Linked DNA regions of Homo sapiens: region 1 is linked to region 2. The links are chromatin loops, found by intact Hi-C in ENCODE. Cell type or tissue: dorsolateral prefrontal cortex. All regions are shown on one strand. Each heading gives the region's core, and the rest is flanking DNA. Links, peaks and the distances in the headings are about the cores only. Region 1 overlaps KIF1A (kinesin family member 1A). Region 2 overlaps KIF1A (kinesin family member 1A).

Evidence for each region. Hi-C counts contacts between places; a loop is a spot of excess contacts. Peaks named below come from ENCODE experiments on the same cell type or tissue, not always from the same donor. Only the 100,000 strongest peaks of a DNase experiment are listed, where the experiment ranks them.
Region 1: a loop joins it to region 2, with 2.0 times the contacts of the local background. A loop is called at or near these places in 1 of 110 quality-filtered maps.

The regions. Positions count from the first base shown.
Region 1 is chr2:240,735,551-240,739,923 of GRCh38, reverse strand. KIF1A (kinesin family member 1A) reads left to right here. Exons shown (of 49, transcript NM_001244008.2): 38 at 2,756-2,861. Among named protein-coding and RNA genes, the nearest start is that of AQP12A, 46 kb to the right of the region's middle. RefSeq lists an enhancer at 1-431. In dorsolateral prefrontal cortex, for the core only: no CTCF peak of the experiment used is centred there; no DNase peak of the experiment used is centred there; H3K27ac peaks cover 1,379 bases.
Region 2 is chr2:240,790,213-240,794,585 of GRCh38, reverse strand. The region is part of intron 2 of KIF1A (kinesin family member 1A); the gene reads left to right. Among named protein-coding and RNA genes, the nearest start is that of KIF1A, 28 kb to the left of the region's middle. In dorsolateral prefrontal cortex, for the core only: no CTCF peak of the experiment used is centred there; a DNase peak (open chromatin) is centred at 2,130; H3K27ac peaks cover 2,568 bases.

The DNA of each region.
Region 1 (4,373 bases), core at 102-4,101, 55 kb after region 2:
CTCTCTGTGACTCACTTCCTCACCTGAAAAGGAGAGCCTTGGACCTGGGTGACGATCTGCAAATTTCTGTTTAATCAGTGTATTGGAGTTCTGGGGCTGCCATGACAAAATACCACAAACCAGGTAGCTTAAAACAGCAGACATTTATCATCTCACACTTCTGGAGGCCAGAGGTCCAAAATCAAGGTGCCGGCAAGAGGCGCGCTCTCTCTCTCTGAAACCTGTTGGGGAAAATCCCTCCCTGCCTCTTCCAGCTCCTGGTGGTGGCCAGCATCTTGGGCGACCCTGGCCTGCAGACGCATCACTGCATTTTCGCAGGCTTCTCCTGTCCTGTGTCTTCCTGTGGCCCTTTCTCCTAAGGACACCAGGCAGGTTGGATTAGAGGCCCATCCTGCTCCAGGGTTGACTGCATCTTTACTCAGTTTGATCACCTCTGCAAAGCCCTACTTCCAAATAAGGTCCCCTTTGAAGGTCCTGGAGGTTAGGACTTCCACGTATATTTTTCGGGGACACAATTCCTCCCATAACCATCACCAAGGATCTTACACTCTTTTCTTCCATGACCTCATGTTTCGAATTCGGGTCCGCCAAATGTTTCCTTTGCTAAAGCGGAAAGAATTTGTCTTCTCAGTTTTCATTCAAGGAGGCAGACAGTCATCCATTCAAGTGTGTCACTAGCATGAGGCCAGCCCAGCCCTGCCTTGCCCCAGACATTGCCATGGCCGGGCTGGGTGGCTGCTCAAGGTCACTTCCCTGAGGCTGGACCCGTCACCTTGTGTCCCAGTGCAGGACTGTAGACAGGAGGTTCCAGGTACACCAGGATACATGCTTATGTTTTACAAGTTTTGTGTCTAATTTCACATGAATCAGAAAGTCATGGAACAAGCACCCAAACCCTCCTTTCAGAGGTTGTTTAGGGCAAGCCTAAGAAGAGTGAATTGATTTATAGGCAGAACGTAAGCAAATACACAGCTGGTTTATGGACCCGGCCACACGGTAGTTGAGGAACGATCCCTGGGGCAGCACTGCCCTCACATTCTGAGCCCTGGTCTCACTTCCCTCAAGGCAGACAGGAGAGAAGGAAGAGGGGAAGCTGGATCTGCATGGTTGAAAGGACGCATCCTTCGGGCCTGGGTCTGTCACCACTCAGGCCCCGCCTGCTCAGATCCACCTTCTCCCCACCTTCTTTCTAAAAAGGCCAACAGGAGTGTCTGTTTATGTGGGGTTGGGTGATCAGGGATGCTATTTAAAGGGATCTGGGGAGATATGGTATGAACCCCAATGCTCCCCTTCAGGCTAAGGGGTTTGGGCTCAGCCTCTCTGGGCTTCGTGACTGAGCAGCCCTGTGATTGGACTCAGGGCACAGAGCAGCCAAGTCACTTTCTGGGGAGCACCTAGCCTCTCTCCTGCTCCTCACCTGGGACCCAATCTCACTGTTCACAGCCTTCTCCAAGCTCAGCATCCCTCCCAAGAGGGCCATGGGACTTTCCAGCCCTGTGAGTTGGACAGGACTGGGCACAGGGTCAGCGAAAGGGATGAAAGTCGAGGAGAGACCCCGGGTGTCCATGAGCAGTGGGTGGGTGCACCCTTTGAGGCAGGGGAGGGAGTCAAAGTGCAGACAACAGAGGGTCAGGACCCCAGCCCAACCCCTGGCACTCTGTCCAGACCAGCGGGCTCATGGGTGTCAGTTTTGTGGGCCAGGTACTTGGTCAGACGCAGAGCAGGCTAAACACTGCTTAAGTGCAGGCCCCGAGGGCTGAGAGCAGCTGCGCTCCCCTCCCCGAGGGCTGAGAGTGGCTCTGCCCAGGCAGCGATCTCTGCAGCTGAGCCTCTTCCCTGCCATGGGCACTGCCCAGCATGGACCCAGAGGGCCCTGGCGTGGGGAAGGGCACTTTGCTGGGATCCACCTGCCTCTTCCCAGGACCTAAGTGCTGCAAAGTCATGGGTCAGAGTTCCAGCAATGGGATGGGGCAGGCCCAGTGTGCACCCATCAACACAAAATCCTAGCGTGTCCTGGGTTTTATCTTGTCCATGCATGGCGGAGAGGGAAGGCTGCCGTTCCTTCCTGGCGCAACAAAGAAAATGTACATGTGTTTGTTTACTCCTTTGAATGAGCAGAACTGTCACTGTCTGGCCAAGAAATTACTAGGTGAAGCCACTAGACAGTTTTCCTGCCTGATAACGGCTCTGGTTTCTTTCACAGAGACAGACAGACACCCCCAGTGCATGCAACTTAGCGGGCTCTCCTGGAAATGCCCCTTGTAAGAAGAGGTTTTATGGCACAGAAAGTGTTCTCTCCTATCCCTTCCCATCCCTCCCCTCCTCTGCTCTTCTTTCCCTCCCTCCCTTCCTCCCTCCCTCCCTCCCTCCCTTTCCTTGTTATTATCATGACTTTTTGGTGTAAGAAGAAGCAGGAACATTCCTCCTCTGTGTCTTGCTTAGCCTTCCTTTTCCAGCAGTCAGGAAGGCCGGTGGTTTCCAGGCTAAGCACCTGCATTTGTCAGTGTGTGTATACGGGGGTGTTCACTGTGGCCGAGAGACAGACAAGAAAGACCGTGGAGCAGCAACTACACATGGCACCTGGGTTGCTGAGGACCCTGTAGGGCCTCCCTGTTCCCCCTGGCACCGCCTTTGACAGACGCTCTAGTGACCATGTGGGGAGCTGGCTTGCTGACAGGACCCCCACCTGAGGCAGCCCCCCAGGGTCCCACCTGCCCCCTGGGAAGTGACCTGTGGCCCGTTGCCTTTTCTGCAGGCCGCATCCGAAACACTCCAGAGACCGACGAGTCCCTGATCGACCCCAACATCTTGTCTCTCAACATCCTCTCTTCCGGATACATCCACCCAGCCCAAGATGACCGGTGAGTCGGAGACTCCCTGGAGACAGGGCCCAGGGCATGTTCCCAGCCTGCCAGGCCCTCAGCCAACCCGGCACAGGGTTCAGCCACACAAGGTGACCCGCTCAACGCTCTCCCGGCCCTCCCTCCTGGCACCTGCAGGAGCTGTGCGGTGAGGGGCTGGTGGCCTCTGCACCCCCGGCTCCTCGTTTGTGCACCTCGTTGCTGGTTCAGGCATCCCCATGCCCATTTGTTTATCACCAAGCAGAGGGGCCAGCGCAGGGGTTGGAAGATGAGCTGAGTTCTGTCCTCGGGAGTTTTGTGGTTGCGTGGTGTGGGGACAAGTGGCTGTATGTCCAAGGACCATGCTGCTGTGGATGAGTCAGTGGCCTCTGGCAGGCATCCTGGGGCTAGAGGTGGAGCAGCTGGGGTGGGCGCCCATAGGCACTGCTTGGCACAGGCCCCTCATCACCAGGCTGCTCCTTCCTACACTCCTTGCACGGCCAAGACCCCACAGTCTGGGCGGTCCCAGCCCGACCGCATTTAGGCTGGGGTTTTGGCGCTCTGGGATGTCTGTGGCAGCCCTATCGGGGTCTGCTGGGGTTAGGGGATGGGAGAGGGAGGCAGCCCCTGCGGTTGGCCTGGGCAGGTGGCTCAGCACTGCCAGGGGCAGCCCTGGTGGGTGGGGACGTCCCGCGGGCTCCACTGCGTCCCAGACGCTGCCTTCCAGGGGCTTGGGGAAAGTGAGGCGGGGGCTCCAGTGTCCAGTCCTGGCTGCTCCCTGGGGGCTCGACCTGGCTCATGATGCACAAGCCCAGAGTGGACCCTCAGAGCTGAAGCCGCAGGTGTCTCCATGGCTGTGTTTGTAGGAAAACGTCTTTGAGGGCCTCCCTGCAAGGAGGGTCAGGGTCATAAGGAAGGAGGGTCCTGGCGGGCGTCGTCTCCTATTCTTCTGACTTGGGTCCACACAAAGCTTTGGTTTCATCAGCAACACCCAGAAAGTGGGCTATCGGGGCTTAGCACTGCAGTAAGGAGGGCACTGCAGGGGCAGCCAGGGCAGGGGGCAGCTGGATAGTCAGGGTGGGCACAGCGCTGAACAGTGGGGGGTGGGGGTTGGGCACAGACCTGGGCAGGGTGGATGCAGCTCTGGTCCCAGCCCTGCCTGTGGCCTTCCAGAGGGAACTTGCCCTGCACTCATGTCCATAGGAGGGTGGAGAATCCGGGGGGTGTTCTATGTGGAGGTGGTGCCATGAGGGGGGAGCACGTCTGGGAGAGGGAGAGGTGAGGCAGACCAGGTGGGACGGGCCGGGGCTTGGGGCTTCCCCGTGCCTTGCTTCTCCTGCCGCCATGAGAATGCTCCCTGGTGAGGTGTGGAGAAGGCCTGGAGCCCCCAGCACGGGCGCTGCCTGCAGAGTGTGGGCTGCTGTGCCTGGGCCATGGGGGACCAGGAATTGGAGTAGGGGGTGGGGCCCGGAAGGGCGGGTCTGCCATGTGAGATGTGCTTTGGAGCCTGGGAGATGACCTCATTACCTTATT
Region 2 (4,373 bases), core at 197-4,196:
GGAGCTGCTGAAGGGATGTTAAGTCTATCCCGGCAGCGGACCTGAGTGCTCCTGAAAGTTTGTGTTTACAGCTGTGAGAAAGTGCCACACGATGTTGTGGGGAAGGGGGCAAAGGTCAGCACGGAGCCCAAGAGTGAGGCCGTGTGTGGGTAAAGGGCAGATGGGCACTCACTGCAGGTCCTGTGTGCACTGGATGTGCACGTGCATGGGAGACAGCAGGGTGCGGGGGAGGGAAAAGAGTGGCCGAAGAATGAATAATCAGGAAAAATCTCTAGGAAAGCTGTTTTCATTTTGGAGAAAGCAAACCAGTGGTGGTTTTGGAAGAAAGTGCTGGAAGCTATGTCAGAAATCTGAGTGAAGGGCTGAGGGAGCTCAGGAGAGAAGGATGTCCCCTAGGCCTGGCGCAGGGAAGCCTGACGGAGGAAGGGGGTCATGGGCTTTTCTCCTGGAGGTTGAGGGGCCAGGGTGTTCCAGAGGGCTGACCTGCCCCCAGACAAGCCCCAGGAGGACACTGCAGACAGGGCATGAGAGGGTGCGGGTGGATGTCCACCTGCCAGGAGCACTCACAGGAGCCACCGTCCCTGGTGACTTCTCAGCTGCAGCTCAGATCAATAGAATTGGGAGTGGCTGCCCTGGCTGGTGTGCCAGGCCCCTCGGAAGATGGCGGGGACTGTGCGGGGCCCCTCAGAGGATGTCGTGGGGAAGTGACCTGGCCAGCCTGCCCTGCCTGTCCGGTGAAGCTGCTGACTGTTCCTGGAGTCTCAAAACATGAGGAGAGGCCCCACTCTCTAAAGCGTGCCTTGTAGCTCCGCTGTGACGCAGAAATTGGAAGCATTTGAAAGTAAATTTAACTGTTATCCCGTAATCATCACCTGCATAAATAATCCTCTTCATTTGAACACACCAGACCTAGCAGTTTTGTGAGCCAGCTGAGCTGTCCATTAGGTGCACTTCGGTCCGACCTGGCAGAGCTAGTGTAGGTTGGCCTGGGGGCAGAAGTTGAGTGTGAGTGCTTCCGTCCTCCTCCTCTCTCCTCACATTCTCTGCCCTGAGGACCGGAGGACGTGAGGGCCCTGAGCCTGCCCAGCCATTCTGCAGATGCTGGAGGCTGGCTGGGGACGCGGACCCTCAGCCATGTGCGGCCCCTGAAGTGAGTTCCTGGAGTGAGGGGCCTGGCTGTGCTCATGACTTACTCGCTGTGTGACACTGGCTAGAGGGCATCCCTTTGGGCCTCAGTTTCCCCACCTGTGCAGTAGTGAGGGGTGGTGCTGGGTACTCCCTGAGGTCCCCAATCATATCTGCACTCTTCTGGCCATGCAGAGGAGGCCCAGGGTTTGGGTGGCCTCTCATCTCTGCCCTTGCCCACAGATGGGGATCTGGACCCAGGGTGGGTGCGACCCAGGCCCCCAGCCTCCGCTGTGGGCTCCCCCAATCCCGAGCAGTCGGGGACCTGGGCAAGCCCCTCTGCACGGGCAGCAGTAGCACCCGTGTGGTCCCTGGGGCTGCTGTTACAGAGGGCTACATGCTGAATGGCTTCAAATGACAGAAATGTCCCCCCCCTGTTCTGGAGGCCAGACTCGGAGGTCCAGGTGCGCTGCAGAGTGGGCGTCTTAAACAGCATATGTTCCCTTCTCCGCAGTCTGGAGGCGGAAGTCCAATCAAGATGCCCACAGGTCTAGATCGTGGGAGGGCTGTCTTCCCAGCCTGCAGCTGCTGCCTTCCTGCTGTGTCCTTGCCTGGCCCAGGGAGCTCGGGTCCCTTCCCCTCCTTTAAAGCCACTCATCCCACCATGAGGTCCCTGACTTCGTGGCTTCGTCTCATCCTCATCACTTCACAAGGCCCCATTTCCAAATGCCAGCTGGTTGGGGGTCAGGGCATTGCATATGAATCTGGGGACACGCTCGGCCCACAGCAGGCTCCGTTGGGAAGAGCCAGCTCAGCTCGGCCCTCACACCTGGTGCTCAAGGCCGCAGGAAAGCTGAGACTCTGAGAAAACGGCTGTATTCCATTCCTTTCCCGTCCCCCTTCTTCCAGCTCCCCCCACTCCTCACCCCAACCCTCCCCCCGCTGTCTCTGTCGTCTCGGTGTCCAGTCCTTTGCAGGCCCATGCAGAGTCCTGGGAAGGCTGCCTGATACTGGGCACCTCGCCGGCCTTGGAGGGGCCCAGCTCTGGGGGCCTGGCCAGAGCCTGGGGTGGGAGGGGATGGGGGCCCTAAAGGGGCTGGCTGAGGAGCCCAGCCCAGCAGGCCCTGGGAGGACCTGTTTCTCCCTCCTCCCTCCTCAAACCTGCACAAGGAAAAAATTCCAGACCCTGGCAAAAAAAGCCCTTTCTCCAGCAGAATCGGGGAGGTCTCTGTGAGAAGCAGGCTGCTGAAGGAGGGGCTGCCTGTCTCCACAGGCCTGGCGGACCTCAGGGCTGGGAGGTGTTGCGGGGACCCTGGCTTCTAGTCTGGCTGTGCGTCGTGTGACCGGGGGAGAGGACCTCCCCTCTCTGGAGCTTGGGGCCCATCTGTAGTGACAGAGGATGGTTCCCAGCCACAGCACAGGGTGTGGGAGGGGTGGCAGGGCCAGGGTGGGGTGGGGCTCCCAGACACAATACATGGCCTGGGAGTGGGGTTGCCGGCAGGGTAGGGTGGGGGTCCCAGCCCCAGTGCAGGGCCTGGGATGGGGGTGTAGGCAGGGCCAGGGTGGGATGGGGGTCCCAGCCACAACACAGGCCTGGGAGGGGTGGGGGCCCAGGACAAGCAGGCCTGAGGGATTCTCCCAAGGGCCATTTACAGCTGCAACTGAGCCCCACTCCCGCCCACTCACCTGTGCTGCCCTCTGTCCCCCACCTACCTGGCATTCCTTGGGCACCATCTGTGCCCTGTCCCAGAGGGCCCCCACCTCATGGAGCTCATGGCCCATGTGGGGTGTGGCATCAGGGCTTCATCTGAGCAAGGTTGGCACCTAGGGCTGGGCAAGGGTGGGACAGGGAGCAAGGGCTAGTGGGGGTGTGGGGATGGGGGCCAGGCCTGTGCGGGGAGCCCGACCTGAGTGCAGCGGGGTGAGGCGAGGGGGTGGATGGGGCAGGAAGGGGTGTGGGGATGGGGCCAGGCCTGTGCGGGGAGCCCGACCTGAGTGCAGCCGGGTGAGGCGAGGGGGTGGATGGGGCAGGAAGGGGTGTGGGGATGGGGCCAGAGTGCGGCGGAGTGAGGGGATGAGGTGGACACGGTGGGTGTTGCTGGCTTGAGCAAGGGGCCCCAGGCCTCTGTGTCAGAGCTGGGAGGCCCAGCCGGGCTGTGCTAGGGAAGGCGCTGCAATTGTTTCCACAGCGCTGGTTGATCGTGCTAGGGTTCTGGAGGCGGCGCCACGGGTGCTGTTGGGTCCCGGCAGGCGCTGAAGTCGGGACAGCTTGGCCTTCTCTCTGCCTCTGCTCCTGGCCATAGCACGGACGTGGCCCCTCTCACCTCCGAGGACAGGGCTGTGATGGTCAGTCCCCAGCTCCCTCCTGCTGGCTGCCCGGGGTGCCTGGGTGTTTCCCAGAAATCCTCAGGCCTGGGATGGGGGCGCAGGTGGGACCTGAAACTGGATCTGCCCTGGCGACAAGGCTGCCAGTGATGCCTGTGCTGTCAGCAAGACGCTTGGCCAGAGGGGGTCTCAGTGCCCTGAACTGCCATAAGGAAGCACCGCAAACAGAAGTGTGCTGTCTCGTGATTCTGGAGGCCAGAAGTCTGAGATCAAGGTGGTGGCAGAGGTGGCTGCTCCTGAGCCATGAGGGGCACCTGTCCAGGCCCTCCAGCTTCTGGGGCTTGCCGGCTGCTTCTGGTGTTCCTAGCTTGTCATCACCCTGATCTCTGCCCTCATGTTCTCATGGCACCCTCCCTGTCTCCAAATCTCCTCTTTTATAAGGACATGGCAGCACTAGATTAGGGCCCGTCTTCATGGAGTAGGACCTCATCTTAACTAATTACATCTGCAGCAACTTTATCTCCAAATGAGGTCCCATTCTGAGATACTGGGGGTAAAGGCTTCAAAATATGAAATTAGGGGGACACAGTTTAACTCGTAACTGGGGCATTTTGTTCTCCGTGGTCCTGGTGGCAGGTCCCCAGGGTGCATGCTGGCACGGAGGGTGCGGGCATACTGGAGGCTGTGCCGCTGGCCCCCAGCCCACGCTGGCTGAGGAAAACCAATCCGGGGCAGACACAGCCTCATCTCCAGCCTTCATCTCCAAGCATAGGACGGTGCCATGAGGGCTTCGTTCTTCAGGTTTGCTGATGTGATGGTGGTGGTCTCCGGGGGCTCCCTGACCAGGAATGGCCAGTGTTCCTCCTGGGTGTGAGAACCTGGGAGGGGACTGCCTCAGGCCTCCAGGCCTCTGTCAACACCAA